Linked DNA regions of Homo sapiens: regions 1, 2 and 3 are each linked to region 4. Evidence: chromatin contacts called from ENCODE Hi-C or POLR2A ChIA-PET data. All regions are on one chromosome and are shown on one strand. Each heading gives the region's core, a stretch centred on a gene start or an enhancer-like site at or near the end of the contact. The rest is flanking DNA. Distances are from core to core; before and after follow the strand shown. Region 1 holds the start of SMCHD1 (structural maintenance of chromosomes flexible hinge domain containing 1). Region 2 holds the start of TGIF1 (TGFB induced factor homeobox 1). Region 3 holds the start of LPIN2-AS2 (LPIN2 antisense RNA 2). Region 4 holds the start of NDUFV2 (NADH:ubiquinone oxidoreductase core subunit V2).

Region 1 (4,702 bases), core at 233-2,732, 6.4 Mb after region 4:
AACCATACAGTTATATGGTCTAGAACATTTCTAAACCTATCAGCCTCACGACAAAACACGGCTTCAAAGTTCTTTTTTTCCCTTGGACGCTAAGTGTTCTTAACAGCTTAAAAAGGGACCTCATATGGTTAATTCAGAGCATGACAATATTCCTTCTTCAAAGCTCAGGCAATGCCACCACCTCATATCTATAAAGTACATCACAGTTTAAAGCGGATTTCCCTCCACGTTCATTTTCAAAGCGAACCAATACACGGGGTAGGTACGTTTTCTGGTGCTCCACAGCCACCCATACCAACCTTTGACTTGGTTTGGAAATTCCCAAGGGTTAGGGCTCAGACAGGCAGAAGGCCAGCTCTACCTGCAGAGCTGACCTGGACAAGTGTCTCCGTGCGGAAGGATCCCCCCCGCCGCCCCGCCCCAGAAGGACCTGCAACCTCGACAGGGCAACCCGGGGACACCCCGCATCATCTAATGAACTTGGGGGAGATGACTCCGGGCATTTCACAACTTCCCACCGTCGCAACACTCACAACAGAGCCCCTGGGCGTTAACTCCCTTCTCTCGTTTTAAAAAAGTTACAAAGTAAAAACAGACACCACCAACGGCTTTCCCTAGACTGCAGGGCCGCAACCGGGCTAAGCTCGCCCAGGGCCAACAAACGCTGAGCTCTCCACCCGGGCCGGCAAGGCCTCCCGTAAAAGGAGCGGAGGCAGAGGGAGGGCCACGGGGGAGCCGGCCCTGCACTTCGAGGCCCGGGCCAGGGCCCGCCCGAGGCGTCCGGCCACCAGGTCACGGACATGGCGGGCACACGGGAGAGGGAAGCCAAGGCCGCAGGACCGGGACCGGGTGACAGGTTTATTGCCCTCAGTGAGCAAGTTGAGTTTCTCATCACCCTCCCGCCCCCAAGTCTACACGCGCATCCCTTCCTCGCCCCTTCGCGTACCTGACACACACACGCGCGAAATCCCGCGTAGTCCGAGCGCTCCCCGACCTGCAGAGGCCGGTCCCCGAGCTCGGACTCCTTTTCGCGCCGATCAAACAAGTACACCGTCCTGTGGCCGACGCCTCCGCCATCCTCCTCAGTCCCCACAGAGGCCCCACCAGGCCCGCCGCCGTCCGCCGCTGCCATATTGGGGAAAAGGAGAAAAGACAGCGACGCCTGCCGCCGCCGGGCTCAGGGCTGAGGTGCGCGCTCCGCGCGGCGCCTTCAGCTCCAGCTCCCGGGGCGGCTCGAGGCCTCGGCCCGGCGCGCTGCAGCTCCTCGTCAGCGGCGGCGGCCGAGCAGCGGCAGGCGCGAGGATCACCCGGGAACCGATTCAAACGCGCTCCTGCCCGTGCACCACGTCACTTCCGCGGCCCGCCACTCCTGAGGAGAAGGGGACGCGCGGCGCGCTCCTCACCGGGCCCGGGCCCAGCGCCTATCGCCGCCCACGCGAGCCTCACGGTGCGACCCGCGACCAGCGCCGCCGCCGGGACTGTGGCGCAGGAGGAAGAGCGGTGGCGGGTGGCGGGCGGCGGGCGACAGCGAGGGGCGGGGCGAATCCAGCAGGCCGCGCGGGCAGGGGCGGGGCTTCGCCGCGCGCGCGCCCGGGGCCCGCCCCCTCGGCCCTCGCGAAGTTGGAAGGAGGCTGAGTCTTTCGCGGCTGCCTGCGCCCTGCGGGTAGTCCTCAGAGGCCGAGGCGGGAGAGCAGGGCTCGGGGGCAGCGGGGGAATCTCCCGAAGAGCTGTGTTCTCTCTGTGGAAAGGGCCCCGCTGCCTTCCCGCCTCTCCAGGATCCCGACTGAGCTTGTAGGTGCCGCGCCGGCTGACTGAGCCCTCTCTGGCTGGGTCGCGTGGACGCGGCGGCGGGAAGCTTCAGGCCGGCGGTACTCGCCGGGCGCAGAGTCCACCAAAGCGAGCACGTGGGTCCCTCTGCCGAGAAAATAGGCGCTACGAGAGCCGGCGCCCCTTTTTCCTCCTCATTTCTTAGTAGTACTGGGTGGGCTCCAGCGTGGGCCCCCGAGGCAAAGCGGGTCCGTGAGAACGTCAGAAGGGCGCTCTGTGACGTCACAGCGTCCCCGCCCCCCGCACCCTCTGGGGGCCCTGGAGCGCCGACGGCATTCGGGGTACGGGGGTGACTCCAGCGCCCTAGTTTTAACGCTGCCTGCGCTTCGCGGTCTCCCACGTGCGTGTAAATTCTGAAAGAACCCACGCCACAGTTACTAGGGTTAAATTAGATGTTCGCAAAATTCTTAAGGCCTAATACGTTTTCAATCAAAGCCTTTAATCGTCGTTACCGGGCAGCGTTTCATTAACTATCCTCATCGTGGGCAGGTAGTGCCCTAACTCAACAAATAAAATGCCATTGTTAGAGGACTAGGTTTACTCTCCAGTTCTTAGAAATCGTGAATACTGTATACTTGAGAGTGGTATGTAAATTCAGAAACCCAAAGGTAGCAGATAGAGGGGTTTTTCAAATCTCAGAATATAAGCCTGGATAATAGTGCGTTTTCTGTTTTACTAGGTTTGCTAAAACCTTATATGGACAGACTTACAAAGTTAGTGTTATGTTAGAAACCTAGATTTGCTTGTGGATGTCAAGACGTTTCAAGATCGTGGGGAATGTGTGTATAAATTGACTACACATATACTAGAGGTAGACACCAACTAGAACGAAATTGTGAAGGCGTGTTTGGGGAACATACATTGTTTGGCTGGAAGTGAGGAGAACTGAGCGGTAGATGGTGGAAGATAAAATTGGAAAGACATAAACTGTGGCCAAATGCCGTTCATGTTCCTTAAGGTGGAGGTGGAGGAAAAGAAAACAAAAAAGTAACCCCCGATTCTAATGGAATTTCTTTGAAGTCTGATGTTTTATTTACCTTTCAAATTCATGCGAATGTCTCATTCTATTCCTTTATATAGTGGTATTTGAGTTAAATGACTCAAAGAAAAACACAAATTGTTTTTCTAATTCTTAGTTAATGGGTAAGATGAATTGCCTCTCTACTTCAGCAAATTGAGATTAGAGCTGGAGATTCGTCATCAGGGCAATTTCTCATTTCTTTGTAATACCAGATTATACAAGCACACCTCTTTCATGTCTTTAGAAGAGATTTCAGGATCATCTCTAAGAGATTTTTTTTTTAATGGTGCCAGAGAAGTGTACTGCAGTATTATGGGCAGCTCTTGATGGGAACATTGATGTCTTACCTTGTTGAGAGATCGAGTCTGAATCAGTTTCTTAATGGCAGTATGGCATCACTTTTGTTCTCAGAATATCAAACAATTTTTTCATCAAAGAAAGATGACGAGTTTGTTCTTTATTTAATTGTCATCACAAGTAAATAAAAGCGTTTGAAATGACCCACTTCCTTAATGAGTTCTCTTCAATTGACTCTTAGTTTTTGTTAATTAGCTATCTTACTACAGAGTAAAATATTTAAGTGGCCTTGTATCAGTTATTTATTGCTACATAACGAACTTCCCCAAAACTTAGTGGCCCCTGAAGAAGTTCCCCATTCCCTTCTTCCTTGCATGTAGCTCAAGTTTGAGTCAGGCAGGATTTGAGATGCCACAGACCCAGACCAGGTGCAGCTCAGAGATGGTGAACGAGATGGTGAACAATAGCTCTTCATGTCTGCAATTAAAAATGGCCTCCAGTAAAACTACAGTCGTCCTTTGGTATCCTTGGGAAATTGGTTTCTGGACCGGGACCCCCATGGATAGGAAAATCCAAGGCTGCTCAAGTCCCTCATATAAAAGAGCGAAGTATTTGCATATAACCTACATACATCCTAGATTACTTATAATACCTAATGCAATATAAATGCTATGTAAATGGTTGTTATACTGTATTGTTTTTCATTTGTATTTTTTTGTTTTATTGTGATTTTAAAATATGTTCTATCCTCGGTTGATAGAATCCAGGAATGCGGAACCCGAGGATACTGAGGGCCACTGTACATTGCAAAAAAATGGGACAAAAGACTTAGTGGAAAGGGTATAAAAGCTGATGAAGCAGAGCCTGAGGATTTTGTGGTGGAAAAAGTACTACACCAAGGTGTGGTGAATGGGAAGGTGGAATATTCCCTGAAGCGGAAAGGATTTACACTTGCTGACAATAATTGAGAACCTGAAGAAAACTTAGATTTTCCTGAGTTCATTGAACTATTTCTTAATCCTCAAAAAAACTGGTAAAGGAAAAGATAGTACAAAAAGAAAATCTTTATCCGAGAGTGAATCTGATGACAGCAAATGAAAGGGATGCTGCTGAAAAACCAGGAGACTTTGCCAGAACTCTTGATCCTAAGCAAAGAATTGGTGCCACAGACTGCAGTGAAGAATTAATGTTTCTAATGGAATGCAAAGACTCAGACGAGGCTGACTTGGTGCTGGCAAAGAGGCAAACGCAAAGGGGCAAACACGAAGTGTCCTCAAATTGCAAATTATTTTTATGAAGAGAGACTAACTTGGCATTCCTGTCCAGAAAATGAAACTCAAAAATTGTTGCACTGCAGTATACTGCCATATAGTGTGTGTGTGTGTAAAACCTAGGTCTTGATTTTCTTATTAGTGTGAAATACTCTATTTTTAAAAAAATAGAGATAGAGTCTCACTATGTTGCCCAGGTTGGTCTCAAACTCTGGGCTCAAGTGATCCTCCTGCCTTGGCTTCCCAAAAGTGCTGGGACTACAGACGTGAGCCACCCTGCCTGGCC
Region 2 (4,596 bases), core at 102-2,601, 5.7 Mb after region 4:
ATTAACTTCTGTTTTGAACCACTCCACATAAATCACGACAGAAACGCCACCTCCAGCCCACAGCGGAACACTCGGGGGACCTCCCAGCCAGGGACTCAATTTTTGTTAACTTCAAAAGGGACTTCACACTCTGACCTTTCGGGGTGTTTTGTGTGGTTTCTCCACCCCCCGTCCCCCTCCGGTGTATTTTGTTTTTAAACCAAACTGACGGCAAGTTTTAGTTGTAAAGCTTCCAGAACACTTCGTGGAAACAATGACAGCCTTGCTCTTTGCACTTACAACCAAGCCTGCTTGTCACATTTGGACGCATTTTGACTGCATGCCGCTTGAAGCTGCTGGCCCTGGGTGCTAACTCTTCCTCCTGCCCCAAAATTCATCGTGGGAAAACTTTTAGAGACTGGGGATTTGTAAAAGTCTAGCTTTCCAAAGCTGTTTACACCCGAGGGCGATGAGGGGGTCCAGAATCGCATTCCTTCGATCGTAAAAACACCACATCCCTAAAGAACAGTGCTAGGGCCCGGCTGGGAGTAGGGGGGCGGCGGGGGCGGGGGCGGGGGGAGCCTAGGAGTGGAACTTTCAGACAAAGCCGCGGCGGTCCCGCGGCCCCGGCCGCCTGGGTCCGGATCGGGAAAAACGAGGGGCTGGGTCCTCCCTACTCGGACCCCATATCCCCAGCACGCGAGAAAGAGCGAGAAGCCACGCGGCGGCTGGGCCGAGCGTGGGGTGTCGGCGGAGACAATGAAACTTGCAGGCGCACAAACAAGGCGCTGAGCGTGTTTCTTGACAACGTGCCAGCAGCGTGGAGAGGCTCGCCCCACAACAGCCCCTCGTGTTGTGTCTAGCAGGAAAACAGCCGCTGCCGTTTCAGACGCAGCCTCAACAAAGAGCACGGCCGCCACTCCAGCATGAGAGCCCCTGGGCGGAAAAGTCCACCAAGTGACTCCGCGCGGCGCGGCCCGGCCAGCACGTTTCCCCGGACTCGCGTCTTCTGGTGCGCGCAGCCCGCGGCCGCCTTACCTTTCTTGCCTTTCATTCTGGATCTCCCCTCCCAGCGCGAGGCAAGGCGGGGGTCTGGAGGGGCCAGGAGCGGGGACACAGGGGATAAGCGAACGTCTCCTTCACAGCCGACTCTCCCGTAACTTGTAGGACGTGCTCCAGCCGTTATTGCTAAACAGGACGCTCTGATCCCAGGCGCCCGCTCCTTGGGTGGAATTCAAGTGACACTTGGGCTTCCTCCCGCCGGGATCTTCTGGCAGCCGGCCGGGGGCTCTCCCTCGCCCAACTCTCTCCCCTCCCCTCTCCGCTCCTTTGTTCCCTGCTCCTGCTCGGCGCACCTCGGCGCTGTCAGAGTGAGAGAGGCGAGGAGGGAAGGTACAGGAGGTCCTGCCTCCGCCCCCAGCCGCCCGCCCCGTCCCCCTCCCGCCCCGCCGCTCCTCCGCCCCTCCCCCGCACCTTCCAGCCGGGAAGACTGGACCGAGCGCGGCGGCCGCTGTCACTCGTCCCTCGGGGGCGGCGGTGCGGACGCGGGGGGTGGCCGGGTCCAGAAACACGATCCTTTCCGCCTGCCGCGCACGGACCGCCCGCATCCCTCGCCCGGCGGTGGGGGCACCAGCCGAGCGCCCCAGGTTTCTCCCTTGGGCCTTTCTTCCCGGGGCTGGCGAGGGTGCGTTTGGTTCGGAAACTGCAACAGATGGAAAAAAGGACACCTCCCTCCTTCCCTCCTCCACCCCCGGGAAGAAAAGCCTCCCCGTCTCGTTTTTGACAGCTGCCCCGAACTCTACTGGCCCTGCTCTAGCCGCACGAGACAGCCGCCTCTGATTCAAGGGGCGGGGCACGGGAGGAAAAGTATTCGAGACAAGAACCAACTTCTTCCAGAATGCGCGGCTGCCATTGACACGCGGGCGCGGCGCGGCGCACCCTTCTCCTCCCGGGGCTCTTCCTCCAGCAGCGACAGTGGGAGGTCGGCGGGGGTGGGGCGGGGGGGAATGATGAGACACAGCCTAAACGAACGTCTGTTCCCCCGGGCTAAAGCTGCGAGTTCCGGACTGGATTGCAAGGCAGTTTCGAAATCTGACACGTTGCGGACAGACACTTGTCACGCTCACATGCTCTTTAAACGTCTCTGCCCGGGGACGGCCGGGCGCGCGCCTGCCTCACCAAGACTCCGCCTGACACCCCGAGTCGCCGAACCCCGGCAGCGGCCACTTTTATAGCTAAGGGGTGACCACGCCGTGCCTGCTCGTCTGTTTCGGTCAACAGTGTCTACTCTTCGGATTGGAACCCTGCTAGGGGATCCCTCCTCCCATTTCAAACAGAAACTAGCCATTAAGTAAACACCCGTTCCTGTTGGCTTATTTTGGTCCACAGTTAGGAGGGATCCAACAGGAGTTTCTTGATGAAATTGCGCTTTCAAAGACCAGATGCTGTTTGGCTGACTTGAAGAAACGCATGCCCCCTCCTCTGGTTCTAGTTTTCGCGTGGTTACGTCCTGTTGTTTTGAAGCAAACGAACTGTCACATGCCACACAATGAGACTTCCCCCATCACTTTAAAAAAAGGAAAGAAAAGCCCTAAACGTAAATAAGCCTAGCAGAGACAGCGCCCGGGTCTGCCTCCAGTCTGGGCTCTGTGCTGTTTTTGTTCGGTAACCTCGGTGGAGATCCCGGCAGAAGAAACTCTGTGGAAATAAGATTAAACCCGAGGAGTACTAAGACGGCCAAGGGATAACTAACTCGACTTCGGAGCGTCTGTTTCAGGAACTAGAGCTAGCCTGCCACCCTCCCTCAAAAAAAAAAAAAAAAAAAAAGACACCCCCGCCCCTAGAATGCGTGGAGGCCAGAGTTTAAAAAGCCTGGGTGGTTTTTCCAATTACAGGACTAAAATGAATCAACAGGGAAAAAAAGCGTCTCTCTAAGAAGGCAGCAACCTTACGATTTTTTTCTTCTGTGGTTTGCTGACTGCTCGGGACAGAAGAGAACACACACCTAAAACGGCTCGGGGGGAGCGCGGTCCTGGGGACAAGCCACCCGCCCGGACGCTGCCCTGCAACTGCCGGGAGCACAGTTCCTTCCCGGACCTGGCTGCAGATGAATCAGCTGCTGCGCCCGGTGCGGGACAGATGTGGCGCAGGGAGGGGGCCAGCGCCCCCGCCGCCCGTTAGAGGGGGCCGCCTCGCTATTTCGTTTGAAGGGTTGTCTGTGGCTGGGATTGGTGGCTCCTATCCGCTGGGGAGCCGGGAGCGGAGGGAGGAGAGACGCAGGGAGGAGGAGCCGGGGGCTGGGCGACGCTGCGACTCCGCGGCCTGAGTGGCAGGAGCCTCGTCTGGAACCGGGCGGTTACTGGGGAGACGCTTTGTTTGCTAACTTCGAAAGCGGCTTCGGCTGCCTCGGCCGCTTTCGAAGCCACTCCACAAAACACGCCTTCGGTCGGTTTAACCCTACCTCCCCCCCCGCCCGCTTTAGCCAGCTCGAGACAAAAATGTTTCCCTCTTCCCCGTGGTTCTCCTTGGCCACGCGGTGGCTCTCATTATGTACACAAAGGTAGCTTTGCTTTCGTCCAAGTGGACTTGGCTAATGACTGCGATTCTCAGGCAACCGAGATGGGAACCGAGAATTGGAAAGGGTTTATAGCTTGAAAACAAACTTTCCAGGAGAAGGGGGGAGGGGCGGAGACAATTGAAAGCCTCTTTCGAATTAGGGGGAGGAAAAAACGGAGATGTGAACTCACCTTGGCTAGAAGTCAGGCTTGATCGGGCCAATGCACAACTTTTGCCCGAGCAAGTCATATCCAAACGGTTGTTAAAGCTGGCGAGGCACTCCAAAGAGAAACACTGGCACAATTCTGTGATGTAGCGAAAGCTTACAGCCCAACCGCTCCCGTAGATGCACCCCCACTGCCTCCCCCCAGCCAACGCTGATCTCAAACTTGTTTGGAGTTTCGGATTCTTGGTGCATTCTGGGAAGAAAGTGCCTAGGGTCAGCGCAACGTAACAAAGGGAACAGCCTCAAAAAAGTGGGCTTCAGATACCAGCAATTGCTTAGGGTATTTTTTGTTGATTCGTTTTTCTCGAGGTGGAAAAACAAGTTTCATTTCTAGCTCTGTCAGTCCCTTCCAGTCTCGGGGCCTTGCTATAAAACGGATTCAATGACTTTTAAGATTCTTTCCAGTGCTTTTTTTTTTTTTTTAAAGTATATAGATTCAAATTTGCTACATATTATTTGCTGATTCATATGAATGTTACTTGAATTGGGAAATTGCTTGAGTAAAATTGAGGCGTTGCTTGGTGCTGGCGGAGGCTACTGATAAACGTTTTTCACCATTATTTTTTTTCTCTCCAGGCACACATAGTTCCTTTTGGCGTCTTATCTTCTGAAGCTGCCTCAAGGCCAAGCAAAGAAAGTTGTTAAAAAGTTAAGTTACTTTTCACAGCCTGCAAACCCTTCAAAGGCAAGAACTCAAATAGAAACTTGGAAAGGCAGATAAGCCAGAAAAGTGTACTAATAAACGCACTTAATATGATTATTTTTTGATGCCAGGTCCACCAAGTGAAGATTGGAGGATGTATTTGTTTCTTCTACTCAACAACAATTGATAAAGC
Region 3 (4,861 bases), core at 1,528-4,027, 6.1 Mb after region 4:
CAGATTTTTAAGACCTCATTTCCAGCTTTTTATGTAGTAGGTCTGGGTTGGGGTTCATGAGCGTGTATTTGTTTTTATCCCCCTTTCCCGTATTTTTCATGAATGAACCTACATTCTTAAGCACCAAAACTTGCTTCTATTGCAGGCAGTCCAAGGACCACTCTTTGAGAAATACTGACCTAGAGTGTGCTCCTTGCCAGTTTTCCTCATTTAGTGGGGAAAAAGAAGTTAGATATAAAAACCTCCCTGACTGCGACTTCAAACAGTGGAGGTGATGGGGTTGCTCTGATTTAGAAAGACAGAGTTTGTGATCTACGGGGAATTGACTAGAACCTCAGATCCTCCAAAGCACACCTCATCCTGGCTAAATCTCATTCTCTCAGGAGGGAGTCCTCTGAGGCCCAACACCAGCTCAGAACGATTCAAAAACTCCCCTGTACTTTTTCTCTGTAAAAGACAAAGGACAGGACAATTCCCAAGGCTCAGAGCCTTTGTGTAGTCAGTTTTCTGTTGAACTGATTTTGGAAGTAGCACAAAGTAGCAAGAGCTCTTACTTTTACATGGAACTATGCTTCCCTAACCTGGCTCATCTTCATAATTAGTTCTTAAGCTTTAAAACAGTCAGAAATTTGCATTTTTTAAAACCACCCAGAATGATTTTCATGTACACAAACTTTTGAAGCAGTGTGGTAGTAAGTAGTGTTCTTTAAGTTCAACCTTGATAGGAAGTTCCCCACCAGGTCTACTCTTTTTATTTCCATATCTCTAAGTTGGTTCATGCAACAGTCATCAAGACTAACTGATTCTCAGCTCCCTGTGTGTGTCTCTTCTACCATAGAGCTGTGCAGTCTCTTGCCTGAATTTGTTGTGGTGACTTCTGGAGTAGTCTCTCTGCCTTTAGCTACCTCTTCTCTAGTTCATCCTCCCCCTGTGACCTAATCCTGTCGCTTCCCTGAACAGAAGAAGCACTGATTGCACCCATTGCCCACATGATAAACTTGCACAGGGTCAAAGGCCTTGTGGCATCTCACTCTTGTCCCTCAAACTTAGCACACTTTCCCATAAGCTGTTCTCTCTGCCTGGGACTGCCCACTGGGAACCTTCCTTCCTTAATCTGTTCAGCCCTTTACACATACTTGCACTTCTAGAACAAATATTTTCTGCTGCTTGAAGCCTTACCTAACTCTCCCAAGTAGATTTTTTCTCTTTTTGTTCTCTAGTCTTCCTAACAGTCTCCCAAATAGCATTATCATAAGGGATTATATAAGACAGTATTTGTTATATCTCTTTCAAGAACCAAGGTCCTCTGAGAGAGGATGAGGGCAGAATTTTGTTTATCTTCATAAGGACTTACTGTAGTGACTGGCATGAAATAGGTGCTTAATTTTGACTGTGTGAAAACTGAACTGTACCAGAAACAGGCCAGTATAATGGGCATCTTTTTTTGTGATTGTTTCTGAGTTAAACCTGTAGGAGGATTACATCGAGAGGCCTTTCCCGGGTAAGGCTTCTTCCAGATTTCCTTTTTCATTGTGATGAAAAAGCTGTCTGGATACTCGGTGTATTCAGGAAGTTTGCTGGGAGGCACTGGGTTTTCGTTTACAGAGTCTGTACAGGGACTAAATCGTCCTAGAAATGAAGGAGAACACTTTGACCAGTCGCCCTACACTGCTGGGGCAGCAGGAGACCCGCTGTGTTCTTGAGGAGACATTTGGGGCTCTTTCTCCACTGAAGGTCTAGGAGCGGTGAGTGTTAGAGGCTCAGCTGTCAGCACTTCTCATGGGCCATCTTAGCTTCAGGAAGACCGCATGGGCTTTAATGAACCATCTGTTTTGTGCTCCTGGGGGGTAGGCCAGGTTGTTCTTGTGCGGCTGCTATTTTCTATTTCTTGTTTTATAAAGTGAGAATTTAAAGATAGCTAATATAAAATAATACAAAACTAAAGAAACAAATTGGCATTCTACTATGACGGGGAAAAGAAATAACCAGGAAGTACAAAGTAAGGCATTTGCTTGAATTTAAATGTCTGAGAACAGCTTCCCTCGGAAAGGCTGGATTCCCCGTCAGGGCTTGGCGTCGGGAGTCTGTGGCCCTGCTTTCAACTTACCCTAGACTGCGCTGTGTTGTATACTCTTCCTTTCTTCTGTCTAGCTAAGTTGTAACCTCCTTTCGTTCTTTGTAATCCCTTAGCATCTGGTGGGCACACTGTAAATGTTTTGTAAAATGTTGACTCAGTTAAGCACCTACACGATGTGGGCAAGCCCCTGGGGGACTGTCACCCCCTGCCCTCCCTGACCGGGGAGAAGCTTGCGGCAGCTGCTGCGTGGGTACCTTTGCGTTTCATCACTTACTTTTGGGGGGAAGTTTTTACCATCCAGAATCCCCCCCAGATTCATATTGGCCACCTCTAGGTTACTCTGGGATTCTTTGAGAAAACCATAGGGATTTAGTATAACCTGAGTTCAGCCCTCAGATTTTTTTTGCCCTCAGGGACACCACATGACCTTGAGACCCAATGATTTAAGCCATGGGTCAGAGGTAGTGGAGAAAGTTGGGACCCTGAGTATAGGTAGAACTGGGTTCTAGTGAATAGTAGACACCTCTTATCTCAATCTCAAATTTAAAATGAAATTAATAATGCCTGCTAGCATAACCCACATTCTCTTTTTGAAAATCAAATGAGGTATGTTTGAGGAAGTTCTTGAAAAATATTACATGCTAATCAAATGCAAACCGTAATCATGGGTGTCCTGAAGGAGTTTGGTCCAGGAGCACAGGGGCAAGCTGGAATGTTTACCTACATCCTAGGTAACAGTGTCCTGTTGTCTATTTCCTGAAGCATCTGGTGTCTCTCTTCCCTCCTAGCATACTCCTCATGTCCATGAGCAGAAAGTTAGCTGCAATGGCATGTTCTTTGGTAAAAGCTGTTTTAACCTCTGTCCGTAAGCCTCATGACATGTGGCGCTCCCAGGAGTCTGCTTTGTAACACTGGACCATGGTCCAGCGGGAGGGTTAATAGTAGTGGTGTGAGGAGACTTGGAGGGTAAGTATGGCTTCTTTGGATTCCCTGTAATCATTTCATCTTTAAGTAGTCAAGTCGCATTAAGTAAAAATGATACTCAGATTGCTGAAAGCAGCCCACTTGCAGTAAGAAATCTGGAGGCTTCATGAAGGCTTTTATCATGTTTACTTAGAGCATTTCTGTTACTTAGAGATGCAATTAAGGGCTTAGGTTCTAGGCTCATACTTGAGTTTGAATATTAACTCTGCCACTTAATAGTGTGCTGACCTTGGATATTTCTGAACCCGAGTTTCCACATATAAATGGGAATACCAAATCCATGGGTATCTGTGAAGACTACATGAGATAACATACAGGTTAACATAGCACTTGACACATGAGAGACGTGTAACAAGTTTAGTTGTGTGTTCGTTGGTAGTAGTACTAACAATACTAGTACCGATTAGATATTTGGAGATAAACTTAAGAAACAGATTTTGAAACACTTAAAATAGTGGTTTAGAATGTATCCATTTTGAGGCCAGTCGTGGTGGCTCACACTTGTAATCTCAACATTTCGGGAAGCCAAGGCAGGTGGATTGCTTGAGCCCAGGAGTTCAAGACCAACCTGGGCAACATGGCAAAACCCCGTCTCTACAAAAAAATACAAGAATTAGCTGGGCATGGTAGCACATTCCTGTAGTCCCAGCTTCTCCGGAGGCCAAGGTGGGAGCATCGCTTGAGCCCAGGAGGCTGAGGTTACAGTGAGCAGAGATCGCACCATTGCAGTCCAGCCTGGGCAACACAGTGAAACCCTGTCTCAAAATGAAAATAAAAGTAAATAGAATGTGTCCATTTTGTGCTGATAATTTATGAATTTTTTTTATTGTTTTTAAACTACCTTTTATCTCTGATTACTCTTTTCCTTAACAAAAGTTATTTTTGATTGAACACATCAAATAATTGAAATAATTTTAAGCAGTTTTTGTAGGAGGGGGATTGGTATTTGAACCTATTTACTGATGCTTTTTTTTTTTTTTTTTTGAGATTGGGAGTCTCACTCTGTCACCCAGGCTGGAGTGCAGTGGCACGATCTCAGCTCACTGCAACCTCTGCCTCCCGGGTTCAAGCGATTCTCCTGCCTCAGCCTCCCGAGTAGCTGGGGCTACAGGCATGTGTCACGATACAGGCCAATTTTTTTGTATTTTTAGTAGAGATGGGGTTTCACCATATTGGCCAGGCTGGTCTTGAACTCCTGACCTCAAGTGATCTACCTGCCTCGGCCTCCCAAAGTGCTGGGATTACAGGCGTGAGCCACCGCGCCTGGCCCATTTTATTTATAAATCCATACTCCATATAGTGATTATTCATTTTAGTTTCTTTGATGCTCAGCAAAAGATGCTAAGCTGATCTTCAAACTTTTGGTGAATAACGAAATCTTGAAAGCTACCATTCATTCCAGTGTGTGTCCTTTTATACCTTAAAATATTTGATAAGAAAAATATGATAGTGGGCACTGTCAAATTTTATGCATGAAGGACTAATTTGGCGTATTGAATTTTATATGCGAAGGGCCATTTGGTCTCTAATAAGTATTGTAGTTGCTTATTTTCTACTGCTTTTTTTTTTCTTCACTTTTTTATTTGAGTAATCAATAAGTACTTCTTTTCCTTCGGAGCTCCCAATACTTAATCTAGCCCATGGGAAGGTACCTAGGCCTAAACAGCACACTGTATATTACATACACTGTGTAGCAGTCAGGCCACATCTGAGCCATTGTGTCTAGCTGTCTTTAAATATCGTTTTTAAAGATGGACATAAATAATTGTCATAAGAGTCAGAGTAGACCCAATCAGTTCA
Region 4 (5,182 bases), core at 629-3,128:
TTCAATTTATACTTCTAGCCCCTTTGCCTCAAAAACAAAAGAAACAAAATCTACAAGCACTCTAATTTCTTTTCTTTCTACCATGTCTGATCCTCATCATCTTTCACCTAGCATTCTGCAAGAGCCTCTTATCTACTTAGTCTCCCTGTTTCTGGGTCCAAATCAAACCCATTCCACCCTCAGTCCTATCCAGTGACCTATCCAAAACAGAAACCACATCTTATTCCTCTACTTTAAAACCTTTCACTGACTCCTGACGGCCTCTAAAATCAAATTCTTTAGTATGGCACGCCAGGAGCTCCAATATCTGGCCCCTGTCTCTCCCTTATTTCATTTGGGAACACACCTTACCTCCAACAGCAGAGGGTGGCTTCTCATACATACCGATCTTTTTCTTGCCAACAAGACTTTAAGTTGTCCTTTCCACCTAGAATACCCTCGGACCCCATGCCCAATCTGTTAGTATTACCTTCAGGAAAAATCTTATGCACCTTGAAACCACATTGGATGACCCTATTCATCTCTCTAACACTGTACTTTTACATTGTCTCAACCTTAAAGTTCCTCTTACATGAGACTATCAATTCCAAAAGAACGGGAACTGTCTAAATCTTTTCCTTATCTGTAATATGAGGAAAAAGTAATACCAGCCTCAAAAATGAGATGTGGAATGTAGATATTTAACTCGGTGCTTGGCATACAGAAAACAGTTATCAAATGACTATCATTATTATCCACACTGTTAACTAGAGCTCAGCAGTGCATGACGTACAGTAAGACTTCAAATGTTTATTGAAAGACTGAACTCTGCAAAAAGGAATATTCCCATTTTACAACTGAAGAAACTGAGGAAGATTAACAGCACAAAGTCATAGAGCCACAAAAGGCAGTTAAGCTAACATCCAAACTCGAGTCTAACTCTAAAGCCCTGAATTCATTCTCAATGAATATACACTAGCTCCCTCTTGCTGAGAACTGACTTAACCTATTTCACTCTTAGAAAACAAACAAAACTAAGGCTTCTTTCCAGTATTACTTGTGTAACAGGCCCTGTTGTTATAATCGACATTTCTGGAAATCTGCATTTTTAGATTAACGTGAAGGAGTGTTTCAACTTCTCTGCAATTCAATTTCCTTGCCTACCATGAGATGTACTTGGATCTCAAAAAGATCATTTAATCTCTAAAATCCTGTGGTTCTTTAATTGGGTGCTGTTATTTGCGGCGCCGTTCTTTCAGAGTTAGTTTGATACCGTTTATTTAGCCAGCATTTCCGATATGCAAAGCACAACTGCAGTAAATCAAACATTGGCCACCCTTTTCCAGCCCTAATGAAGTTCTCCCTAAGCCTTCACGAAGCAAGCCAGAGCTCTCCAGTATGCTGCAACCTAAAAGCATCGAGGTCACTAGGCTTGAAACGAGAGGTGCCTCCTTCGGAGCGACGGTCTTCGAAACTGATCTGGCCAGAGCAGGCCTAGATTCTGCGCTACAGCAAAACAGCAAAAACAAACAAACATATATATATATATCACCAAGCAGCCCCTCTTTTCTGTCCTCCTCGACCAAACTAGGAGTACACTTCCCAGTATGGCAACCCTCCCTCGGGGCTTCTCACGGTGGGGCTGCAGCGGCCTCCCTAAGAGGGCTAAGGCCGCAGTGTCCTTGCCGCCGCCTGCAGGCCCGTGCAGAGCCCAGGGCTCTCCTGCGCCCAAAACTAAGGGAGACACGGAGAGCAAGAGAAGGGCGGCGGCAGCGCCGGGCTCAGCTTGAGCCTCCTTACCCAGTGGGCGGTGAGGCCAGCCGCCCGGGCCCGGAGCGCCGCGGAGAAGAACATGGCGGGCCACACTGTTCACCTTCCCCAGCCGCGCCAGGCGAGAATCCCGAGCGCGCCCAGGGCGCACAGCGTGCGCGCTCCCGACCCCAGGCCTAGGCGACCCGGACGGCACGCCGCTCCCTTCGCCGAGGGGCGGGGGCTGACGGGAGGGAGCGAGGGCGCGCGGGGGCTGCTGGGGCCCTGTGGGCGGAGACTTCCCGGGGGAGGGGCGGGGACCAGTCCGTGCTCGGAAAGGGAGGTGTCCTACGGGCCGCTGCAGGGGTCCCGGCCTTGAAAAGAAGCGTCCCGGAGCTGCACCTTGGGCTCCTGGGTAACGAAGCGCCCGCCTGGATTTATAGGGGTGAGCTTCCCTCATGGAGAGCCTTGTGAGGATTAGCCACCTCCTCTTATATTGCTGTTAGTTAAAAATAAAGTCGGGTTGCAACCCACTATAAATCTTATTCTACATGTTACGAATTCAAGACACAGAGGGCTGCTATCCAGTGTGCTAGCCATAGACACCAAATGTCTTGGTTCCCAATCTTTTGCATTAGAGATATGTGCGACATATTTAGGGGTTAAATGGTATGATGTCTGGAATTTGCTTGAGAATAGTGGGGAGCGGGAGGTGAAAAATAAAGCAAGTTGGCCGTTAAGTAAGGCCATAGAAGCTGCATGGTCGTTCTTATTTACTATTCTCGGTACTTTTGTACATATTAGATATTTTCCATAATAAAGCTGAAAAAAAAACCCACTTCCTTCTTCATGTTTGTTTGGTTATCTCTGGAAATTCCAACAAGTATTTATTCAGTAACAGCTCTAATGTGCACAGCACTATTTCCTGGTGTGGACTTCCTCTTGATTTTTTACGTCACTGCCTTCTTTTCTGGAGTGTCACGTCCTGTACCCACCCCCTTCCTTTTGCCCATTTTCTTTGCTATAATAAACTTGTGAATAATTTCTAGAACATTCACAGCAGCACAGGGATTTTAAAAATTTATCCCTCATTAGTTTAAAAACTCAGAAATATTCCATTGCAACCCCTATGAATCATATTTCGCAAATCACAGAATTCAAGACACAGAGGACTGCTGCCCAGTGAGCTAGAAATAGATACCAAATGCCTTGGTTCCCACTCCTTTGCCTTATATTTTATGTTAGTTTGCCTCTCCTAAATTAGCTTCAGTATTTCCCTTTAAAAGGAAAAGACAGTCTGGCCCTTAATGTAAATGTATTTTGTTATAAAGTTACCTAAATACTTATACACCTGGCCGGGCGCGTGGCTCACGCCTGTAATCCCAGCACTTTGGGAGGCTGAGGTGGGCAGATCACGAGGTCAGGAGATCGAGACCATCCTGGCTAATACGGTGAAACCCCGTCTCTACTGAAAATACAAGACATTAGCCGGGCATGGTGGCAGGCGCCTGTAGTCCCAGCTACTCGGGAGGCTGAGGCAGGGGAATGGCGTGAACCCGGGAGGCGGAGCTTGCAGTGAGCCGAGATCGCGCCACTGCACTCCAGCCTGGGCGACGGAGCGAGACTCCGTCTCAAAAATAAAAAATAAAAAATAAAAATACTTATACACCTAACACTATTGTGCACATACTTACTGTTCTTATACAACTAAAGCCAAAACATGTCACAAATACTTGATGGATGAGATAGACATTATATGGATTCTTTTTGAATCTGTAATGCATGCTTTTACTGGATTTTATTAGGGCATTCTCTGACTCCCAATCCAGATTAGTCCTCAAGATACCGTCCCAAAATATGCCTGCCCGCACTTTCACTACTACATTTACGACCAGATTATAACCTCCATGGATGGAGAAACCTGCCCTTCCTATATTGTTTGGTTCAGCAACTTGCACTATACTTGGCAAGTAGAAGGCATTCAATAAATATTTGTTGTCTGAATGAAAATCTTGCCCATAGTGCAAATATTCTGCCTACCTAAAAGGGTTAGAATTATGCTCATTTCTATTTGTCTTAGGTCAGAATTATGCTTGTTTCTATGTGTATCGGTGAGAGTGCTTTTCGCTACAAGTAACAGGAGTTCTAACAAGTAGATTAAAGGATACTGGGTTCATTTTCTCACATGAAAAACAATTCCAGAGGTAGAGTAGCTCCAAGGTTAGTTAATTCAACCTTGCTCAAGGATGTCTTCAAAATGTTTAGTGGCTTCCATCTTTTTACTCCAACATACTCAGCCGTGACTCCTATTATAGACACAAGATATCTGCAGCAGTTCCAAGTATCATGTACAAATGACAACATTCCAAAGAAGAAAAAGAACTCTTACCTCTAAAGTGTCCCAGATGTTCCTCCAGCAGCCTTCTTGTCTCATTGGCTTACAAGACATAGTGGTTAAGAGGGAATACTCTAGAATCAGACTACGGGGGTTCAGCTGCTGCTTTCTAGCTGCGTGACTTTAGGCAAGTTAGTCTCTCTGGGCTTTGGTTTAATAATGGTACCTTCCTCATGGCTTTATTAGGAGAATGTGAAAGGAAAATAAATCTCGGGACCCCCAAATCACTAAGCCAAGGGAAAAGACAAGCTGGGAACTATGTCAGGTAAACCTACCTCCCATTTTTTTCCTAAATAAGATAGCTACAAAGATAAAAAGCTACATACCTCCCTCACAATTTGCCCACAAGAAAATTCCTTACGGACAAAGTACAGACAGATCTCGATGTCATCCCTCTGAGGCTTGCGTGAGACAAGAGCATATCTGATTGCTTTCTCTGCCCTATTGTTCATGTAAAAATGCAAATGCACTGAGCCAGACTAAATTTTGTATTCAGTGGAGGGCTGATCAAGGACTCAAAAGAATGCAACCTTCTGTCTCTTATCTACTTAGGATTTGGAAGCTCTCCCTCAAGTTGTCTCGCCTTACCGAAGTGAACAGATGTACATCTTACACATATTGATTGATGTCTCATGTCTCCCTAAAATGTATAAAAGCAAGATGTACCCCAACCACCTTGGGCACAGGTCGGCAGGACCTCCTGAGGCTATGTCAGGGTGCGTCCTTAAGCTTGGCAAAATAAACTTTCTAAATTGATTGAGAACTATCTCTTTTGGTTTACAAGAATGAAATTGAAGTGGCATCACCGTCTGGAGTAAATATCCAGGGTTCAGCATCTCCTGCCAAGAGGATTAAGGAAAGGGACACATGTGGGTGGGTTAAGGAGCGGAAAGTTTAATAGCCAGAAGAAAGGGGAGAGGAGAGCAGCTCCTTGTAAGACGTCTGAAAAAAGGGACATGGGCGGACCACAGCAGATTTTATAAGCAGGTTTGAGGAGGCAGTGTCTGATTTATGTAGGGCTCACAGATTGGTTTGACCAGGTGTAACGTTTATGTAGCA

What was found. Hi-C counts contacts between places; a loop is a spot of excess contacts on that map. ChIA-PET counts read pairs that join two places held with the same protein, here RNA polymerase II (POLR2A). Pooled maps may share reads with other maps.
Region 1: a loop to region 4 is called in a pooled map, with 12 times the contacts of the local background. The contact joins the promoter of SMCHD1 here to the promoter of NDUFV2 in region 4. A Hi-C loop is called at or near these places in 1 of 37 single-sample maps with no recorded cell type and 7 of 50 pooled maps. POLR2A ChIA-PET finds 5 or more read pairs at or near these places in 1 of 52 experiments (T-cell).
Region 2: a map of CD8-positive, alpha-beta T cell shows a loop between it and region 4 (6-fold over the local background). The contact joins the promoter of TGIF1 here to the promoter of NDUFV2 in region 4. A Hi-C loop is called at or near these places in 1 of 168 maps with a recorded cell type or tissue (CD8-positive, alpha-beta T cell) and 7 of 50 pooled maps. POLR2A ChIA-PET finds 5 or more read pairs at or near these places in 1 of 52 experiments (naive thymus-derived CD4-positive, alpha-beta T cell).
Region 3: a loop to region 4 is called in a pooled map, with 7 times the contacts of the local background. The contact joins the promoter of LPIN2-AS2 here to the promoter of NDUFV2 in region 4. A Hi-C loop is called at or near these places in 1 of 168 maps with a recorded cell type or tissue (naive thymus-derived CD4-positive, alpha-beta T cell), 1 of 37 single-sample maps with no recorded cell type and 9 of 50 pooled maps. POLR2A ChIA-PET finds 5 or more read pairs at or near these places in 2 of 52 experiments (activated CD4-positive, alpha-beta memory T cell and activated T-cell).

The regions. Positions count from the first base shown.
Region 1 is chr18:2,652,506-2,657,207 of GRCh38, reverse strand. It overlaps SMCHD1 (structural maintenance of chromosomes flexible hinge domain containing 1), which reads right to left and starts at 1,482. Exons shown (of 48, transcript NM_015295.3): 1 at 947-1,482. The coding sequence starts at 1,132. It also overlaps the pseudogene CBX3P2. RefSeq lists silencers at 780-959, 1,190-1,639 and an enhancer at 2,674-3,303.
Region 2 is chr18:3,446,927-3,451,522 of GRCh38, reverse strand. It overlaps TGIF1 (TGFB induced factor homeobox 1), which reads right to left and starts at 1,351. Exons shown (of 3, transcript NM_003244.4): 1 at 1,018-1,351. The coding sequence starts at 1,033. It overlaps LOC124904237 (a long non-coding RNA gene), which reads left to right and starts at 867. Exons shown (of 2, transcript XR_007066269.1): 1 at 867-991; 2 at 4,337-4,517. RefSeq lists enhancers at 1-34, 2,122-2,311, 1,899-2,518, 2,412-2,551, 2,519-3,140 and silencers at 612-661, 1,302-1,461, 1,492-1,601, 3,262-3,331.
Region 3 is chr18:2,964,916-2,969,776 of GRCh38, reverse strand. It overlaps LPIN2-AS2 (LPIN2 antisense RNA 2), which reads right to left and starts at 2,777. Exons shown (of 3, transcript XR_001753322.2): 1 at 2,735-2,777; 2 at 2,108-2,205. The region is part of intron 1 of LPIN2 (lipin 2); the gene reads left to right.
Region 4 is chr18:9,099,395-9,104,576 of GRCh38, reverse strand. NDUFV2 (NADH:ubiquinone oxidoreductase core subunit V2) reads right to left here and starts at 1,878. Exons shown (of 8, transcript NM_021074.5): 1 at 1,780-1,878. The coding sequence starts at 1,833. RefSeq lists an enhancer at 809-1,518 and a silencer at 1,791-2,150.